Regions from separate parts of the Mus musculus genome. Here region 2 is linked to region 1. Evidence: chromatin loops called from intact Hi-C (ENCODE). Cell type or tissue: gastrocnemius. All regions are shown on one strand. Links, peaks and the distances in the headings refer to the core of each region. The heading gives the core; the rest is flanking DNA.

Region 1 (11,164 bases), core at 1,220-9,219:
CACTCGTTCAGTCAACAAAAAGCTCTGATAATGTGTCCATCGGTCAGGGGGACGGTTGGATAATGCTTTCAAGAGCGTTAGTCAGCCATTGGTCATGGGGGCTGAACCACACTTTCTAGGACATGTGCCAAGTTTTGTCTCAGAGTCAATTTATCTGCGTCCTTGACCAGAAGCCACTATGTGCAGACAAGCAGGCCATCTTACAGCCACCAGGTCTAATTTCTTACAAGTATGCCACAGGTCTTTTTCAGGGTCCCAATCTCTGAGTAAGAACTTTTTTGGCAATACCTTTGTTCTCAGTCACATCTAGGAGTCCCATAGCTGGGGATAACATTAGGGCAGTCTCAAGAGCATCCAAGGCCATCTAAGATTGTTCCTTTTTCTCTATACGAAGGGCTGTTTATCTCTTTAACTCAGCAAAACCTGGAATCCACAATCTGCAAAAGCCCGCAGTGCCCAGGAACTTTTTAGCTTGTTTTGCACTGGTCGGTGGAGGAGTATGAAACACAGTCTCTTTTTCTAGCTGCTTTAACAGGTAGGCCACCGGACTCTTTTAAGGACTCAGCTTCTGTGTTAGCACCCCTTTTGTTATCTCTTTACTTTTAGCCACGAACAGGTGAAGGGTTTGGTCATGAGGGGGGCTCCTCTTCTTTTTGTTGGGGCAGTCTCTCACCCAGTGCTCATTTTCTTTACAGTATACACGTTGATCTTTAGCCAAAAGCTTTCTTTTGTTGCCAGGTACTATCTAAGTTTTTTAATTTTCCTGACTTTTGTGACCAGCATTTTATTTCTCTTATCTATCTGTCTCACAGCACAGCTCTGATTTTGACTCTGATCTCTGTCTTTGTCTTAACTTCCTGTTACCTTGGTCAGATTGTTGGGACACTTTCTAGTCCCACAGAGACGAGACCCCCATCAGAGTCTGGCAGTTAGACTCACAGGTGCTCCTTACCTTGGACAGAAGCCCCAAGTGGGCGGATGCCTCCCTCACTGGAACTTGGAACAGACTCACTGCCAGCAACTCAGGGTGGTGCCACCTTCTGAGAAGAGGGAACTTTAGAGCAGAGACGGGAGTGCAGCTCTCACAGCTGGCTGCAACCGGCACTTATCTTAAAGTGAAAGCAGTTTTTCTGTTAACAAGAGACGGGATGGGAGGGACAGGGGAATGAGAAGCTGCCTGGGAACCTGCAGCGCTCTTGGCCGGCTACTCGAACAGCCTCCTCTTCTTTTGCTTCAGCAGCCACAACATTCAGGCCACTGACTTCTCAGGGACCACTCCTCATTTGCTCCGGATTTCCGAGCTCATTTTTCCCTAGGCTCCAGGTCCATGGGCGGGACCACTGTTACCCGCTGGCTGCTCTCTGGAGTTGGAGTGGGAGGCAGGGCAGCTGAGGATCTGAAAGGAAGTGGTCAGCATAGGGATCTGACAGGATTTTTAGGCTTATTTCAGAAGGCATAACTTAAAAACAGTCGTCAGTCATCAGTCCAAGTCCGAACACAAAGAGACACACAAGACACACACAGAAACCGTAAACCACAAACAAAAACAAGATAGTAACAGACAACATAGACGACTCACAAAAACAAACGTAAACAAACAAAATTACCAAGCGACAGAACCAGAGTCAGAGAAAGGGGAGTGGACACAGATTGTCCCATTTTTAGAAAAACAGTAGTCACAACAAGAGCGGACACGAGACTAAGACAAAAAAGAAACCAGAAGAATCAGATGGCCTCTCTAAGGCCGGCCAATTGAGACCCTCTGCACGAGGTGGGACTCGAACCCACGATCCCGTGACCAGACGCGAGGTGGGACTCGAACCCACGATCTCGCAACAAAACACGAGGTGGGACTCGAACCCACGATCCCGTGACAAAACACGAGGTGGGACTCGAACCCACGATCCCGTGACAAAACACGAGGTGGGACTCGAACCCACGATCTCGCAACTGGGCACGAGGTGGGACTCTAACCCACGATCTCGCAACCCCAAATGGTCTCTTGGCCTTCAAAGGGGTCCACCAGGCGTCCCTGATCCTCCCCTGTTCCTCCTGGGACGTCTCCCAGGGCGAACGGACGGTGGACACCTGGACACGTCTATCCTTATCCACCCCGCACTCCCTCTCGGAGCGCGGTCTCACTGAGCGTCCGCAAAACTGAAACTGCGATCGCACCAAACTTAGAAACAGAACACAGACATCAGAACACAGACATCAGACCAAAGCAGAACAAAGAATCTTACCTCTAAGTGGGTCTAGGACCTCTGGGTGGTCGCGCTGTTTCCCGGCCAACGCACCAAATGAAAGACCCTCGAGGGAAGACCCTCACTCAGACACTCAAGTCCCGGGACAGCCGCGTACCCAAGAAGACACTGAGACCATACATAAAATGTAGAAGGCAAGATTTAATAAGGCAGCAACATGAAAGCACACAGACCAGCGCTCTGGGGTCGAAATAAAGCAGCAACATGGAAGCACACAGAGCTCTGGGGTCGAAACTCATACACCTTAGCACAGGGTAGAGGAGTCTCGACGGTCAGCCAGAATTTTTCACAGGCTTATATAGTAAAACTCAAAGGGGGAGAACTGGGCAGGGAAAGTACAAGTTTACATCACTAGGGAGTTCTGCCAAAGGACAAGGGGTTCTGTCAGAGGAATCTACGTAACTAAGGAGTCATGTCCTATCAAGGAATCTACGTAACTAAGGAGTCATGTCCTATCATTTGGCAATGTACCCGGTTCATTTTGAGGTTGTTCCAGGAGGCCTTTATCTCAAAAATGTTTTTCAGATGGGAGGGGGTGGGCTCCGAGGTAAAAAGTTCATGTTTTCACAAGAGGCCAGTAATTTTCTATTCTTCACCTGAAGACAACTACAGGGCTGTATAGTGATTATAGTGAGACAGTCCTGTCTCATAAGGACTGCATGCTTGGGCTGAATTTGCACCCTGTTGCACAATCCTCGCTTAACATGCACAAGGTTCTGGGTTGGTCCCAGCAGCCAAATGTAATATGTAAATAAGTAAATAAAAGTGGCATAATGTTTAGCTGAAAGTGTTTAGTGAGTGCTCTCTGAATATCTGTTTTTTGAAGTTAGAAGAGCCCCAGAATTCAGACTGTAGAGCAAGGGGATCAAAGGACCCCTTCACGGGGGTCACATATCAGATATTTACATTATGATTCATAACAGTAGCAAAATTACAGTTATGAAGTAGCAATGGAAATAATTTTATGGTTGGGGTCACCATACCATAAATGAACTGTATTAAAGGGTTGCATGCAGCATTTGGAAGGTTGAGAACCTCTGTTCTAAAGCCTAATATATATGTATATGTGTGTGTGTGTGTGTGTGTGTATATATACATATACATATATATATCATACATAGATACATAGAATATATAAATATGTATACACACATATATACACACATATGCATATACATATGTGTATACACACACATATATGTGTATGTATACACATATATAAACACACACATAACTGTATATATGAGGGAAAGCAAAGGCTTCACCCCTCAGACCAGCCTTTCTACAACAGAGGTACAGACAGTCTCTCCCCCAACCTCTTGTGCAAGCATGTCTCTCCCCACGAAGAACTCTGCTCTGCCAGCTCAGCTGAAGCAGCTTAGCCTCCAGATGCTGGCAGACAGAGGCTGGAGCTGGACTGTGAGCCTAGGATCAGAAGCTGCTGCAGCCTGATTGGGAGCAACCCTGACCAGGTTCACATTCTGGCTGGGTAATCTTGGGCAGGCTGTCTGACTTGTCAGTTGGGAATTTGAATGGACTGTCCGTCACTGGGATGTGGTAAGAATTCTCAGTAGATCTCTGAGTCACCTAAAGATACTACTATGAGCCGGGCGTGGTAGTGCACGCCTTTAATCCCAGCACTCGGGAGGCAGAGGCAGGCAGATTTCTGAGTTCGAGGCCAGCCTGGTCTACAGAGTGAGTTCCAGGAGACAGCCAGGGCTACACAGAGAAACCCTGTCTCGAAAAACGAAAAAAAAAAAAAAAAGACACTAAAACAAACCATTTATTTAATTCTTTTAGGGGAGTGTGCACCAGTGTAGGTCAGAGGGCAGCTTTCAGGAGTCTGATCTGTCCCTCCAATGTGTGGGTTCCAGTGACTCAACTCAGATCATCAGATTTGGCGGTGAGCATCTTTACCTGATAAGCCAGCCCTCCTTTAGCTCCTGCTTATTAATTATTATTATTATTTTATGTGCATTGGTATGTCCGGGTAAGGGTATCAAATCTTTTTTTTTTTAATTTCTTTTCTTTTTTTTTTGGGGGGGGGTATCAAATCTTGGAGTTACAGACAATTGTGAGCTGCCATGTGGGTGCTGGGAATTGAACCCAGGTCCTCTGGAAGAGCACTCATTGCTTTTAGTCACTGTCTCCAGCCCCACTTAGTTTTTCTATTTTTGCTGACTCAGAGGAGCAGGGCCTCCCTGATGCACTGTCACCCCCATGTGACTAAGCACGGGAATTACATAGAGGAGTTCTCAGGGAGGGAAGGAGCCCTGGACTCCTTCACTGCAAGCCTGGGCTTCCTGGCCCTCGTCACTTCTCTGTCTGGCGTCTCCCGGGCTCCCAAACCCTGAGCTGTCAACGTCTGAGAAGAGAGTAGCTTGCTTCTGGGCTCAGGGCATTTGTTGTGCCTTTTAGGACTCTAGAATGTAGTGGCTCCTTCGTACGCTTTCAAGGCCCCTTATAAAAACTAGGTTTGGCTCGGCCTTAGCGCCATCTTCTTTGAAACTCCTGCGCCACGAGAGGGAAGTGGCGGAAGAAGAGAATGCGAATGAATGCGCAGGCTGAGGCGCAAGAGAAGAGAAGAAAGAAGAGGCAGAGGTCCAAGTAAATTAGCTTGTGCACCCACGAAGCCTGCAGGAGCAGAGAGGTAAGGGATGCCGAAGGCCAGGACACCGGAACAAGTTGTTGATCTGTATGCTGCTGTCGGTAGTAAGTCTCAGTGGACCTGGAACGTGATCTGGCCGAGATCACCTGGGAAAATGACTGCCTTTCTTATAACCCAAACAGTCCGGCTGGCTCTCTGCCCTGGACCTTTGGCATTCTGGACTAGGTCTGTTCTCACTTGTGGCCAAGTGTAACTCGTGTACAATAGATACTCTTGCTGTCAGCTGAAGAATCATAAATAAATAAATAAATAAATAAATAAATAAATAAATAAGAAAGGAAAAACAAAACAAAACAAAAAAACTAGGTCTGGAGGTGCAAGCCTGTAAGCTTGGTGGTGGAAAGTGAAGAGACTCCGAAGTTCAAGGTCAGCTAGGTGTGGGGGTGCACACTTTCTGGCATTTGGGAGGCGGGGTCAGGCCTATCTCTGTGGTTTGAGGCCAGGGGGGACTACATAGTAGGACTAACTCAAATAGAAGTTCCAGGTTATTCTTGGTTACATTGTGACTTTAGGGGCAACCTGGGCTATAAGAGAGTCTATCTTAAAAACAAATTGACTGGGCTGGTGAGATGGCTCAGTGGGTAAGAGCACCCGACTGCTCTTCCGAAGGTCCTGAGTTCAAATCCCAGCAACCACATGGTGGCTCACAACCATCCCTAACGAGATCTGACTCCCTCTTCTGGTGTGTCTGAAGACAGCTACAGTATACTTACATATAATAATAAATAAATCTTAAAAAAAAAAAACAAATTGACAAGAGTCACCACTTTTAATCCCAGCATTCAGGGAGGACAGAGGCTGGAGGATCTCAGTGAGTTTCAGGACAGCCTGGTTTACAAAGAGAGTTACAGGACAGCCAGGGCTCAGGAAAAAGAAAAAAAAAAAAGCAAAACAAACAGAACAAAACAAAACAAAACAAACAAACAAACAAACACCCTGGCAAATGGGAAAGGAAACGCTGCTTGCATTGGGCGCCTTTGACTGGACTTAGGTGACTTGGCAAAGCCTCGGCTTCCTCCTTCCTTATCCGAGCTCTCCCGAGCAAGTGCAGCTACTGCAACAGCGTTCCTATGCTGCTGACGCCAGTGCCGTCCTGGGCGGGATGGGTACCCGTTCCATCCACCTTACAGATACTACTAGGCAGGTTATTATGATGATCATGTTAATCCTCTTTGTCAACTGTTGTATGACAAAGCTTTTCCTGGGGAGATGTCTTAGTTAGGGTTTTGCTGCGGTGAACAGACACCATGACCAAGGCAACTCTTTTTTTTTTTTTTTTTTTTTTTTTTTTTTGGTTTTTCGAGACAGGGTTTCTCTGTAGCCCTGGCTGTCCCAGCACTCGGAAGGCAGAGACAGGCGAATTTCTGAGTTCGAGGCCAGCCTGGCAGCCTGGTCTACAAAGTGAGTTCCAGGACAGCCAGGGCTATACAGAGAAACCCTGTCTCGAAAAAACCAAACCAAACCAAACCAAACCAAACCAAACCAAACCAAACCAAACCAAGGAAACATGATCTCGCCTGCATAGTGGAATGTTTCAATCCTAGAGGAAACTTTCACAACATCAACTTGACTCCATGGAAATGCATCTATAGGCCTGTCTACAGAGCTGTTCCTAGAAAGATGGAGAGTGAGAAACACCAGAGTTCATCTTCTGATGCTTTCTGGTTGTGGGTGCCACATGACCACTCTCCTGCCGCCATGCTGTCTCGGACTGTACCCTCCCACCATGAGCCTGAACAAACCATTCCTTCCCTACTTGCTTGCTTCTGTCACAGCAGTGAGAAACTGGTATGCCCCCATCTTGCAGGAGAGAATGCTGAGTCACACAGGGTGACAGAGCCCTGCCTATAACTGGTAGGCCTGGGTATAACTGGCTGTTCTTATAACTGGGATGGTGGGAGGGCACAGAGACCTTGGCTCAAAGCTCACCTCTTCCTCTGGTAGCTAGCTCCCCAACTTTGCATCTAAGCTTCCTCCTCCGTGAAGTAGGTTGGCAGGTCTCACAGCTCAGCTTCCTACCAGAAGCTGGGAAGTTGGATGTTGGAGGGGTAGGCCTGAAATGTATCCAGAGCTGGCATAACACACACAAGTAAGAAGAGTTCCCCTGGGCTGAAGAGTACCGACTGCTCTTCCAGAGGTCCTGAGTTCAATTCCCAGCAACCACGTGGTGGCTCACAATCATCTGTAATGGGATCTGATGCCCTCTTCTGATGAGTCTGAAGAGAGCAATGATGTGCTCATATTCATAAAATAAATAAATAAAGGAGAAGAGGAAGAAGAGGAGGAGGAGGAGGAGGAGGAGGAAGTTCTCCCTAAGGAGGTCAGTCAGAGGCCTGATCCTTGTCTTGGCTCCAGAAAAGCTAAAGCCAGAGATTGAGAGCCCTAATGCAGGCAGAACCAGCTTGGAGTAAGGTCTCAAGAATCCAAGCCTCCACCTTCTATCTCCCATGTGCCCCTGCCAGCTCCATCTAAACTGCCAGCTCGTACCAGGCAGCTCTGTGGGACTCTTTCCAAACATATGCGCTATCATGACATTTGCTGCTGAAAACCTCACCTTCCACCCTTTGCCAGATACTCAACCCCTTGCCAAGGCCCCTGAGATCTATTGGCACAGCTCTGGCAACTCTAGTTTTCTTTCCAGTCCTTGGCTTCTCCCGTCTCCTTAGAGATACCTTGGCCTTTGCACTTGCTGTTCCCACTCTGTGAGACACTTTTTCCCACTGTCTTAGTTAAGGTTTTACTGCTGTGAACAGACACCATGACCAAGGCAACTCTTAAAAAGGAAAACATTTAATTGGGGCTGGCTTACATGTTCTGAGGTTCAGTCCATTATCATCATGGTAGGAAGCATGGCAGCATCCAGGCAGACATGACAGGCATACCGACTGAGCTGAGAGTTCCTCAGGAATCAGGAGACTGTGTGCCACACTGGGTGTAGCTTGAGCATAGGAGACATCAAAGCCTGCCCCCACTGACACACCTCCAACAAGGCCACACCTCCTAATAGTGCCACACCCTATAGGCCAAACAGTCAAACACATGACTTTATGGGGACCATACCTATTCAAATCACAACAACATCCATGGCTATTGCAGAGATACAGGGAATTTCTGGTTGGAGGCACCATGTGGGAGCACCCATGCAGGGGGCTGGGGCTGAGGAGGACCAGACTGAAATCCTGAGTCATGTTAAGGGCCATGGACCCCAATCCTGAAGTCAGTGGAGGGTTTTGAGTAGACGCAGTTGCTTAGCACCTCCCCCAAGCATGGATTAGAAACTTGTTTCTGAAGAAAACTGTCTCCCAGGGAAGTCTGGAGAGAGGGTTCAGTGGTTAAAAACACTTGCTGCTCTTGCTTGGGGACCAAGGGCTCCATCCTGTCCCTAGGTGATCCGATGATCCTGTCCGACTTCTGCAAAGCGCACATACATGCAAGCAGATGAAACATTCACACACGTGAAATAAAATAAACAGTTGAAAGAAAACTGTCCTCCAAGAATGTCCTGATGACCACAAGTTGGATATATTGTATATCCCAATACAAACCACCTCTGAACCAGGCCAAAACAAGATGTTGCATTTCCTGTGGCTACCAGGAGGTGGCACCAACACCCCAGTATGTCACCCTTGACTCTGTTCTGATTGCCTTCACAAACCAGAGACTGGAGAAGAAAAGGGGGTGGGGGTGGGGGGAGGGTAAGGAAAATGACCAGGAGCAAAGCCCAGGATGATGGAGCCAGAGTGGTGCTGTGTACATTTTTTTTCTCTTTCTTTCTTTCTTTCTTTCTTTCTTTCTTTCTTTCTTTCTTTCTTTCTTGGCGTAGCAAAACATGTGGGTCTGGAGTGTGTTTTTCTGTTTTCACCATCATCTGCCCCACAGGCCCCTAAATCACTCACATTGCCCTGTGAGTATTGAGCAAATGCTGTAGTCCTGAGCTGTCCCACATCCCTGCCCGTAGCCCTGGATGGCCTAGAACTCACTATGTGGACCAGGCGAGCCTCCTACTCGGTCATAGAGATCTTGCCTCTGCCTCAAGGGTGCTGTGACTAAAGGCTCCTTTTTGGCAAGTTCTTTATGCCTGACTTGGAAACTCCTGGTCCAAGCTGGAGCCTTGGGATTCCGGAGGTCTAGGCCTCAGGCCAGGGGATGGGAGAGGGAGTGAGTTGTGGCTCTTTCTGGGGCTGGTGAGAAAAGCAGCTCAGTGGCTAAGAGCACTGGCTGCTCTTCCAGAGGTCCTGAATTTAATTCCCAGCAACCACATGGTGGCTCACAACCATCTATGGGGGAATCTGATGCCCTCTTCAGGCAGGCAGGTGTATGTGCAGCAGAGCACTCATACATTAAATAAATAAAATTAAAACAAACAAACAAACAAACAAACAAAAACTACTCTCTGGCTCCTTGCTTTTGTCTCCAGAGGAAGTCATGTCCCAGTTCCCAGCTGTGTCTCTAGGCATAACTAAGTCTATCAACCACCTCACTGGGCTCTCTGGTCTCTTCACTGGCCTGCTACAGTGGGCTTCATCTGATGCCCTGTTCTTTTTCACTCTGTCTACATGAGTGACCTGGAGCTCCTCAGATCTCCCTGTCCCTGCCTGCCATGTTCTGGGCCTTTGCAGAGCCTGCTCCCTCTCTTTGGAATGGTCTCCCTCCCACTCTCTCAAGACAGGCACTGGCCTGCAACTCAGGTTTGATTCCCTCATGGAGCGCTTCCCGAAGGCTCATCATGATCTGTCTTGCAGGATTGTCAAGTGGTTGACCTGCAGGGTTCTCTGTTTAATCATAGTCAGTACTTTCTTGGTTGTTTATTTCACTGGAAACTCCTGGGGGGCGGGGAGCAAGCCTATCTATCTGTCTTCACTCCTGCGGGCAGGGACCAGGCCATCTTCACGGCATGCACAGTGACTGAAAAAATGTCTGGTGGAGAGAGTACTCGCAGGCATTGGGGGCACTGAGGTCACTTCCTCAGAAACATCAATAACTGATCTTGTATTTCTCTTCTTTTGTTTGGTTTTGAGGTAAAATTGTACCTGGAACTCACTTTGTAGTCCAGGTTACCCTCCAACTCACAACAATCCTCCTGTCTCAGCCTCCTAAACTACTGGGAATATAGGCTTAAGCCATCATACACCCCCTTCTTTCTTTTTCAGTGTTTCAGACAGGATCATTATTATCATTATTATTATTATTATTAAAACTTTTTATTATACTTTATGCATTTGTGTGAGCATGAATGTGTATGTAAAGGTCAGATGATAATTTATGGGAGTTGGTATTCTTTTTTCCACCATGTGAGACCCAGAGAATTGAACTCAGGTGATAAGGCTAGCTCACAAATGCCTTTCTCTGGTAAATCACCCCTCTGACCTGAGTCAGGGCCTTATGTAGCCGTAGGTGGCCTTGAACTCCCGATCCTCTTTCATTTCCCTCCCAGGAGGATACAACTGCTGTCCCAGTCATTACCTGCTTACTGTTCCTAAGTCCCTGAAAGGTACTCAGGAGATAGCTCAGCAGTTAAGAGCAATGACTGCTCTTCTGAAGGTCCTGAGTTCAAATCCCACAACTACATGGTAGCTCACAACCACCTGTAATGAGATCTGACTAATTAATAATAATTATTATTTATAATAATAAATAAATCTTTTTTTTAAAGTCACTGCAAACACCCACTTAGGGTCCACATGCTTTTGTTTATGCAGGGGTAGGAACCGAATCCAGGTCTCTGTGTATGCTAGGCAGGCACTCTACCAACTGAGCTACATCCCAGCACCTTGGCTTTTTCCATTCTGAAGTACAAGGTTGAGGTCATTTCCTAACAGTCTCGCAAAGACTTCCTTCCCTTCCCTCCCTCCCTTCCTTTCTTCTCCAATGTAGATCACACCCAAGGATCTCACTAAACGGCATCCACTATCAGAACATCTAGAACAGTCCCGTTTTTGTTTTTGCTTGGGACAAGGCCTCACTGTGTACTCCTGGCTGTAACTCTGTAGAGCAGGCTGACCTCAATCTCACAGGGCGCCTCCCTCTTTGAGTGCTGGGATTTGGGGTGCGCACCCTCATCTGAGCAGAGGAGCCCTTTGTTGAAGGCTCTAAACCATTGGTTCTCAACCTATGGTTCTTAACTTGGGGGGTATCAAATGACCATTTTACGGGAATAGAATATAATATCCTGCATATCAGATATTTACATTATAATTCATAATGGTAGTAAAAAATTATAGTTAGGAAGCAA
Region 2 (8,000 bases), core at 1-8,000, 50 kb before region 1:
TTTTTCCCAATTTTTGTAACATTGTTATTTATATGCATACATACTATAGCATACATGTGGAGGGCAGACAGCAACTTGTGGTAGTTCTCTCCACCATAGGAAGCCCGACGAAGCAACTCAGGTCTTCAGGCTTATACTTCAAACACTTTGAGCCATTTCTCTGGCTAAAGACAATGTAAATTATATTTTCTTTTCTTTTGTAAAAATACTTATTTATTTTTTATGTATGAATGATCACTTTTCCCACACCCTGAAGAGGGCATCAGATTCTATTACAGATGGTTGTGAGCCACCATATGGTTGCTGGGAATTGAACTCAGGATCTCTATAAGGGCAGGCAGTACTCTTAACTACTGAGAAACCTCTCCAGCCCCAACAAAGTAAATTCTTAAGTAAAGAGTCTAAGGTCAATAAATGAACCTCAGTTTGTAAAGTGACTACATACAATGCACAAAGTCCCAGGCGAGATGATAGCACCACATAAACTGAGTGGCACACACCTGATATCCCAGCACATGGGAGATGGAGGAAGATCAGATTGCCAGACAGTTCAAGGCCAGCCTGACAAAAATAAAACCTCATTTACAAAAATATGGGGGTCAGGGGTGTGTGACAGGGAGACTGGGACATACATTAATTTGTAGAACTAAATTTCCATTTTTATTTTCCATTGTATACATACAAAATAACTGAGTTTTGGTTTTTTTTTAAGATTTTATTTATTTATTATATGTAAGTACACTGTAGCTGTCTCCAGACACTCCAGAAGAGGGGGTCAGATCTTGTTATGGAGGGTTGTGAGCCACCATGTTGTTGCTGGGATTTGACTCTGGACCTTTAGAAGAGCAGTCGGTGCTCTTAACCACTGAGCCATCTCTCCAGCCCTTGTGTTGTTTTTTGAGACAGGGTTTCTTTGCGTAACAGTCATGGCTGTCCTGGAACTCACTCTGTAGACCAAGCTGGCCAGGAACTCAGAGATTCACCAGCCTCTGTCCCCCAAGTGCTGGGTCTCAAAGGTGTGCACCTTCACTGTCCTGAGGTCTTGAAATTTAAAATGGGCTGGAGAGACGGCTCAACGGATAAGAACACTTACTGCTTTCCTGAAGGTCCTGAGTTCAAAGCACAACAACCACATGGTGGCTCACAACCATCCATAATGAGATCTGATATCCTCTTCCCGTATGTCTGAAGACAGCTACACTGTATTTATCTATAATAATAAATAAATCTTTGGGCTAGAGTGAGTGGGGCCAGAGGGAGTTCAATACCCAGCAACCACATGATGGCTTGCAACCATCCGTATAGCTACAGTATACTCATATACATAAATAAATAAATCTTTAAAAATTTTTAAACATAATCTCACTACGTAGCTGTCCTCATATCCATGATTCTTCTGACTCCATCTTTCCAACCATGAAATTGCAGGCAAGTACTAACAGCCTGATCTAACCACTTTTCAATTTCAGAGTAAGACAAACTTCAACTAAAAAAATGAAAGGTGTTAATTCCTAAAAATTTCCAAGAAAACAATGTATTACTGCTAAGTACCAAAATCCTGATTCACACTAAAAACAGCTCCTAAAAAGCTCATGATTCCACACATTGTATTTTACAACAAATAATCAACTGTAAGTTATTACCTTTCATTTTTGAGTGTGTATTAATCAATGGATCAGAACAGATCCTGCAGGGCCACCAAGGGCGTCTCTTGAATTTTGCCCAAATAAGATCTCCAACTTCATATTTCAGTGGTGTAGACTTTTTCTTCGGTTGACACTTAGACAGACAAAACATGGGGGAACAGTAAGAAAAAAACCTTCGAAGCATTATCCTCCAATTAGAATTCTGAAAAGCAATGCCTAGAAATACAAAATGAAAACCCAGCCAGGCCAGCAGGATGGCTCAGTGGGTAAAAGCACCTGCCACCAAGCTAACAACCTGAGACTCACTGTGCAGAAAACAAACTCCCATGTTACCCTCTGCCTCCACATTAACACAGTACCCACTCACAACCACAATAAATATTTTAAGATTTATTTCGTTATTTATTATGTATACAGCATTCTGCCTGCATATATGCCTGCAGCCCAAAAGATGGCACCAGATCTTACCATAGATGGTTATAAGCCACCATGTGGTTGCTGGGAATTGAACCCAGGACCTCTGGAAAAGCAGCCAGTGCTCTTAACCTCTGAGCTATCTCTCCAGTGCAACAATACATGCTTTTAATGTTAAAAAAGAAAAAAAAAAAAAAAAAGACAGCCTAGCACAAATTACCCTGCCTCAACTGTTCACAGCATAGCCTTTTAGAATAATTTTCAATTTGTTTTACAATCATTAATGGTGATTATAAAAACAAAATCCTAAAATTACACAAGATATGATGGTACAAGCCTTTAACTTTAGTACATGGGAGGAAGAGGCAAGAATACATCACTAGTTCAATGCCAGCCTGGTCTACACAGTGAGCTCCAGATAGCCAGGACTATATAGTGAGACTCTGCCCCAAACAGAACAAAATCAAATTCTAGAAGTACAGGTCATACTCTACTCATACTACATAAATTTTTCCCATAATGAACAAAGAAGATATACAAAATATAACATAGTACAACTCTGAACAACATTCAAATAGAATACAATATAAATATAAATTAAGCTCTTAGGAATTGTTCAATTCAGCCTGAATCTTTTCTCCAAAAATAATATGCCTGACTGATATGGCATCTGCCTCCATTTAGCTCTGAGGTCCATGTCTCTAAATAGCACAAATTCCTGCTTTCAGAGGAAAAAAACTTGTGTTCACAAGCCTGAGCCTTCAATCCTGTATATACAAAAAAAGGTGCAAACATACTAAGGTATTTTGCAGAGGCCAAACTCTCTGGAGTGCGAGGACTAAGAACAATCTCTCAGGTTAATCCAAGGACTATTTCACCCTAAGGACCATGTCTTCAAAGGTGCTTACAGAGTTCCTACCTAAATGACTTAAACTATCCACTTGGCACTCAAGTGGTCATAAAAAAATATAAGAAATGATTCGGGCTGGTGAGATGGCTCAGCGGGTAAGAGCACCCAACTGTTCTTCTGAAGGTCCGAAGTTCAAATCCCAGCAACCACATGATGGCTCACAACCATCCGTAATGAGATCTGACTCCCTCTTCTGGAGTGTCTGAAGACAACTACAGTGTAATTACATATAATAAAAATAAATAAATCTTAAAAAAATATATAAAGAATGATTCATTGAAATAATCCAAGGAAAGATAAATAATGAATAATGCCCTTATTTAAAAGCATCTTTCAATCTAAAGACTGCTTTCACTTGGGGCTGGAGAGAAAGATCAATTAGAACATATATACTCTGCCAGAGGACTGTGGTTTCACTGCCAACACACACACACACACACACACACACACACACACACACACACACACACACAGTGGCCACAACCATCTGTAAGTCTAGTTCCAGAGGATTCAAAGCCCTCTTCTGAACCCTACTGCCACCACACACTGGTACACAGACAGGCATATAAGCAAAAGACCCACATACACTTAAACAAAAGGCTTTCACATAAAGCATGTGAAATAGAATGACTTACGATGCTTCAAAATACTCATGTTTGTAAGTTAAATTCACCTGAAAATACTAGTTTTCATTTTCATAGTCACTAAGAATAGAAGAGTAGAATAGAAAATATAGAACTTCCCTTTAAAAAAGGGAAGCTATTTGCCAATCAATTCAGAAAGTCTTTAAAAGTTTGTTAACTATATGAACTTTTAGAGCCTGAATGAAGCCCTGTATGGTGGCAGAGACTCAGAGTTCAGTGACAGCATCAGCTAGTACATTGTTTAGTTCCAAGCCAATCTGAGCTACATGAAACTGTCTCAAAAAACGAATGCTTGAAAAGAAAAATATATATTTTATTTGTCAAAATCTAATTGATACTAACATTGCATTTGGCAACTTAGGTACCTATATTTCTAATGTAATCTGTAACTTGTGACCAGGTGCTGATGGCACCCAACTTTAATACTCAATAGGCAAAGGCAGGCAGATCTTTATGAATCTGAGGCCAGCCTGATCAATAAATTGAATTCTATTACAGCCAGGGCTAAAGAGACAGAGAAACCCTGTCTGAAATTCCCTGCTCCCAAAAGAAAAATTTGCCAATCATTGATATTATTTAAGTCCTAAATGTACTTGTTTATTTGCAATCATTAATAAATATTATTCAATTCTTATTTACTTGTTATTTCCAATTTATCAAGCACAATGATCTTTCCTGCATTTCCATAAGGCATACTTTATACTTATTACAAGATAACTAACACTTTTGGCCTCCAAGCACAAGTGCCCCGATATACACACATACACATACACAACACACACAGTAACAGTATCAGTTTAGTCCATGGATTCAAAGCTGGATAGAACAACTGAAGCTCAAATTATTAATGACCACATTTATCATTTGATAACAATAAAACCTCAGATACTATTTATGAGAATTTAACCATAAATGAGGAGATGGAATTGGTTCTGCCTTCTATTCATATACCTATTACAAATGGATTACATTGTATTATCAGACACACTGCCAAAAAATAAATGTGCTGAGCTATGACTAGCAAAACAACAGGCACTGGATGCGGGATGGCAACTTTAATACACCCTGTGAAGAGACCAAAAGATCCAGGCTGGAGAGATGGCTCACAGGTTAAGAGCACTGACTGCTCTTCCAGAGGTTCTGAGTTCAATTCTCAGCAACCACAAGGTGGCTCACAACCATCTGTAATGAGATCCTATGCCTTCTTCTGGTGTGTCTGTAGACAGCACCAGTGTACTCACATATATAAAATAAATTTAAAAAAAAAATGGTTTTCTTTCTGAAAGATTAAAAGATTTCTTCAGTGCAGGTGGTGGTGGCACAGACCTTTAAGCCCAGCATCCAGGAGGCAGAAGTAGGCAAATTTCTGAGTACAAGGTTTAGTGGTAGAATACTTGCCTGCCATTAACACTAGGGAAACACAGAAACACACACACAAAATGTATATAAATGTTCATAAAAATAATTTACCACAGTCAAAAAAGTAAAAACAATCAGATGACCACTAACTGAAGAATGGAAATATAAAATGTAATTTGTGAATGCAATGGAATACAGTTAGTATATGTAGATTTAGGGTCTACATCTGCTAAAAAAAAAATCTATTTAAGGAGAGCAGGGCACAGTGGTACAATCTATAATCCTAGCATTTAGGAAGCTGAGATAAGTTTGAAGTTAGAGTGGACTACATGAGTTCAACATCCAGAGGATCAAAGGAGCTCTTGAATGGCCTCCTTGGACACCTAACACACATATACACATACCTACACAATATACATAAATAATTAAAATAATAAAAAAATCTTTTTTTAAAAGGGTGTGTGTGAGAGAGAGAGACAGACAGACAGACAGAGGGGCATGCACATACATACACAAGGCACAGTGAATAAACCTGTTTGCCAACAAGTGGGATGACCTGAGTTTGATCACATGATCCTCTTACCTCCATGTGTGCCATGGCACAGGTGTTCCCTTACTTGCCACACTCAAATAAATGTAATAAAAAATGAAAGAAAGCATGGTCTAAAAGCCAGTGGTTCATATTTGTAATCCCAACACATAGAAGGCATAGGCAAGAACACAAGTTGGAGACCAAACTAGACTACACAAGGAGTTTGAAGCTATCGGGACTACAAATTAAGACTTGCAGGGGAGAGACAGGCCAGGTATGTAGCTCAATAATGAGCATATGCCTAATTCATACAGGGCCCTGGGTTTTATCCCCAGCACCAAATATCAGGAATGTATTCTGAGGACTGGCAATGCTAGATAATCTTTAGCCTAGGATAATAAAGTGATGAAACTCTTGAAATTCACAAAAACCTCATGACCCAAATAACCAATATTTAACTTCTTCAAGTCAAAAATAAAATTCTTAAGTAGTCAATTTGACCACTTCAAGTCTTACTGACTGACCTCACCCAGGCCTCTAGAGATGTTTTAGGGCTGTTGTACATCTTTGCCTCTGCAGAAAGAAGGCAATGAGAGGACACGCTTCACAACAAGAATGTTTTCTTTGTACTCACTCTACTGGTGGCTGGCTGAGATCTCAGCAGCATATGCTAACTTTGAATTCAAACTTACCACACAGCCACGGATGACCCTCACCTCACGATCCTCCATAATCAAGTGCTGCGACTAGAGGTGTGTGTCATCATCATCATCCCATGTGTTTATGCAGGGCTGGGGACAAAGCCCAGGGTATGGGGCTAACCAGGCAAGTACTCTACCCACAGAGCTATATCCCTAGGCCATTTGTTTCTGAGGGAATTCTATGAACCTAACTAAGGTAAATCAAATATTACTTTCATTCATGTATTTAACATTTACCAGGCCAGTCTAGACCTTGAGCTATAAATACAGTTGAGAAATAATTTCTCTTTCTCAAAAAAAAAAAAAAAAAAAAAGTCAAAGACCAGCAGCAAGATGGTCAAGCAGGTAGAGCTGAGAAGTTCGACAAATGCACTCCGATGCCAGAACTCACCAGGTGAAATAAGAAAACTAATTCTCACAAGTTGTCCTCCCATCTAAATATGAGCACAATGACATAAGCACATTCACACACTAAGTTAATTTTTAAAATTTAAAGACTGGAGAACGGCTCCGCAGTTAAGAGCACTACTACTCTTCCAAAGGATCCAGGTTTGACTCCCAACACCTGCCCAGTAGCCCATAGTCATCTGTAACTCCTGTCACAGGGCATCTAGTACCCCCACAGTACTCTTCTAGTACACCTCTGTAACAGGGCATCTAGTACCCTCTTCACAGTACTCTTCTAGTACACCTCTGTCACAGGGCATCTAGTACCCTCTTCACAGTACTCTTCTAGTACACCTCTGTCACAGGGCATCTAGTACCCTCTTCACAGTACTCTTCTAGTACACCTCTGTCACAGGGCATCTAGTACCCTCTTTTCTGGCCTCCGTAAGCACAAACACACATTCAATGCACAGACAGAACGTTTGTTTGTTTGTCTTTTTAATTACGTTGAAGGCTAAGTGTGGTGGCAGGCACCTTTAATCCCAGCACTCAGGAGGCAGAGGCAGGCAGATTTCTGGGTTCCAGAACAGCCTGGTCTACACTGAGAAACCCTGTTGAATTCAAACTTTGAAAATGTTCCCCAACTACCATTTCTGGCTAAACACTGTCAGAAATCAATATATTCAAGCATGCAGCACTTTAATAAAAACCCCATTCTTGTCTGCTAAGTATCAGAACAAAGCTCCTAAGGAGTTAAAACTAGGGTGGAGGCAGTGGCTCAGCTGGTAGAATCCTTGTCTAGTATGGTCAAAGCCCTGGGTTCACTCCCCAGCAATGCCTAACCAGGAATGGTGGCACACATCTAAAATCCCAGCTCTTGGAAGGCAGAGGCAGGAGGATCAGGAGTTAAAGGATACCCTGGGCTAGGGTAAGAAATTATCTCAAAACATAAAAATAAAATAAAATGAAAAAGGATTCTGGGGGCAGGAAGATAACTCAGCTGTATTTGCAAAGGACCTGGATTCAGTTCCTAGCACCTACAGGGCAGACCACAAATATCTGTAACTACAGTTCTAGGGTATTCAGCAGCCTCTTCTGGCCTTTTTGAATACTAGGCATGCATGTGGTACACACACATACACGCAGGCAAATACTCATACATATAAAACAAAAGGAAATCTTCTTTAACAAGATCTTGTCTCAACAGGTAATGGTTCACCCCTGGAAGCCCAGCACTCTAGAGACTGAAGCAAAAGGACTGTTTGGACTTCAATGCTAGCCTGGGTTAATAGCAAGGATCTATCTTAAAATAAAGATAAAATAAAAACCAAATAAATAGGCCCTACATCAAACGGGGAAGGAGGGGTGCAGGGAGATAACATCATTAGTAAAATGTTGTGCCTGTCA

Evidence for each region. Hi-C counts contacts between places; a loop is a spot of excess contacts. Peaks named below come from ENCODE experiments on the same cell type or tissue, not always from the same donor. Only the 100,000 strongest peaks of a DNase experiment are listed, where the experiment ranks them.
Region 2: it touches region 1 in a loop (4-fold over the local background); 8 of 42 quality-filtered maps call a loop at or near these places.

The regions. Positions count from the first base shown.
Region 1 is chr13:55,176,142-55,187,305 of GRCm38, reverse strand. No RefSeq gene overlaps it. Among named protein-coding and RNA genes, the nearest start is that of Nsd1, 28 kb to the left of the region's middle. In gastrocnemius, for the core only: CTCF peaks have their summits at 4,502 and 8,515 (motif pointing right); DNase peaks (open chromatin) are centred at 4,817, 5,022, 7,474, 8,531 and 1 more place; H3K4me3 peaks cover 1,269 bases; H3K27ac peaks cover 2,376 bases.
Region 2 is chr13:55,227,674-55,235,673 of GRCm38, reverse strand. It overlaps Nsd1 (nuclear receptor-binding SET-domain protein 1), which reads right to left. Exons shown (of 23, transcript NM_008739.3): 3 at 1,644-1,779. Among named protein-coding and RNA genes, the nearest start is that of Nsd1, 22 kb to the right of the region's middle. In gastrocnemius, for the core only: a CTCF peak has its summit at 4,783; no DNase peak of the experiment used is centred there.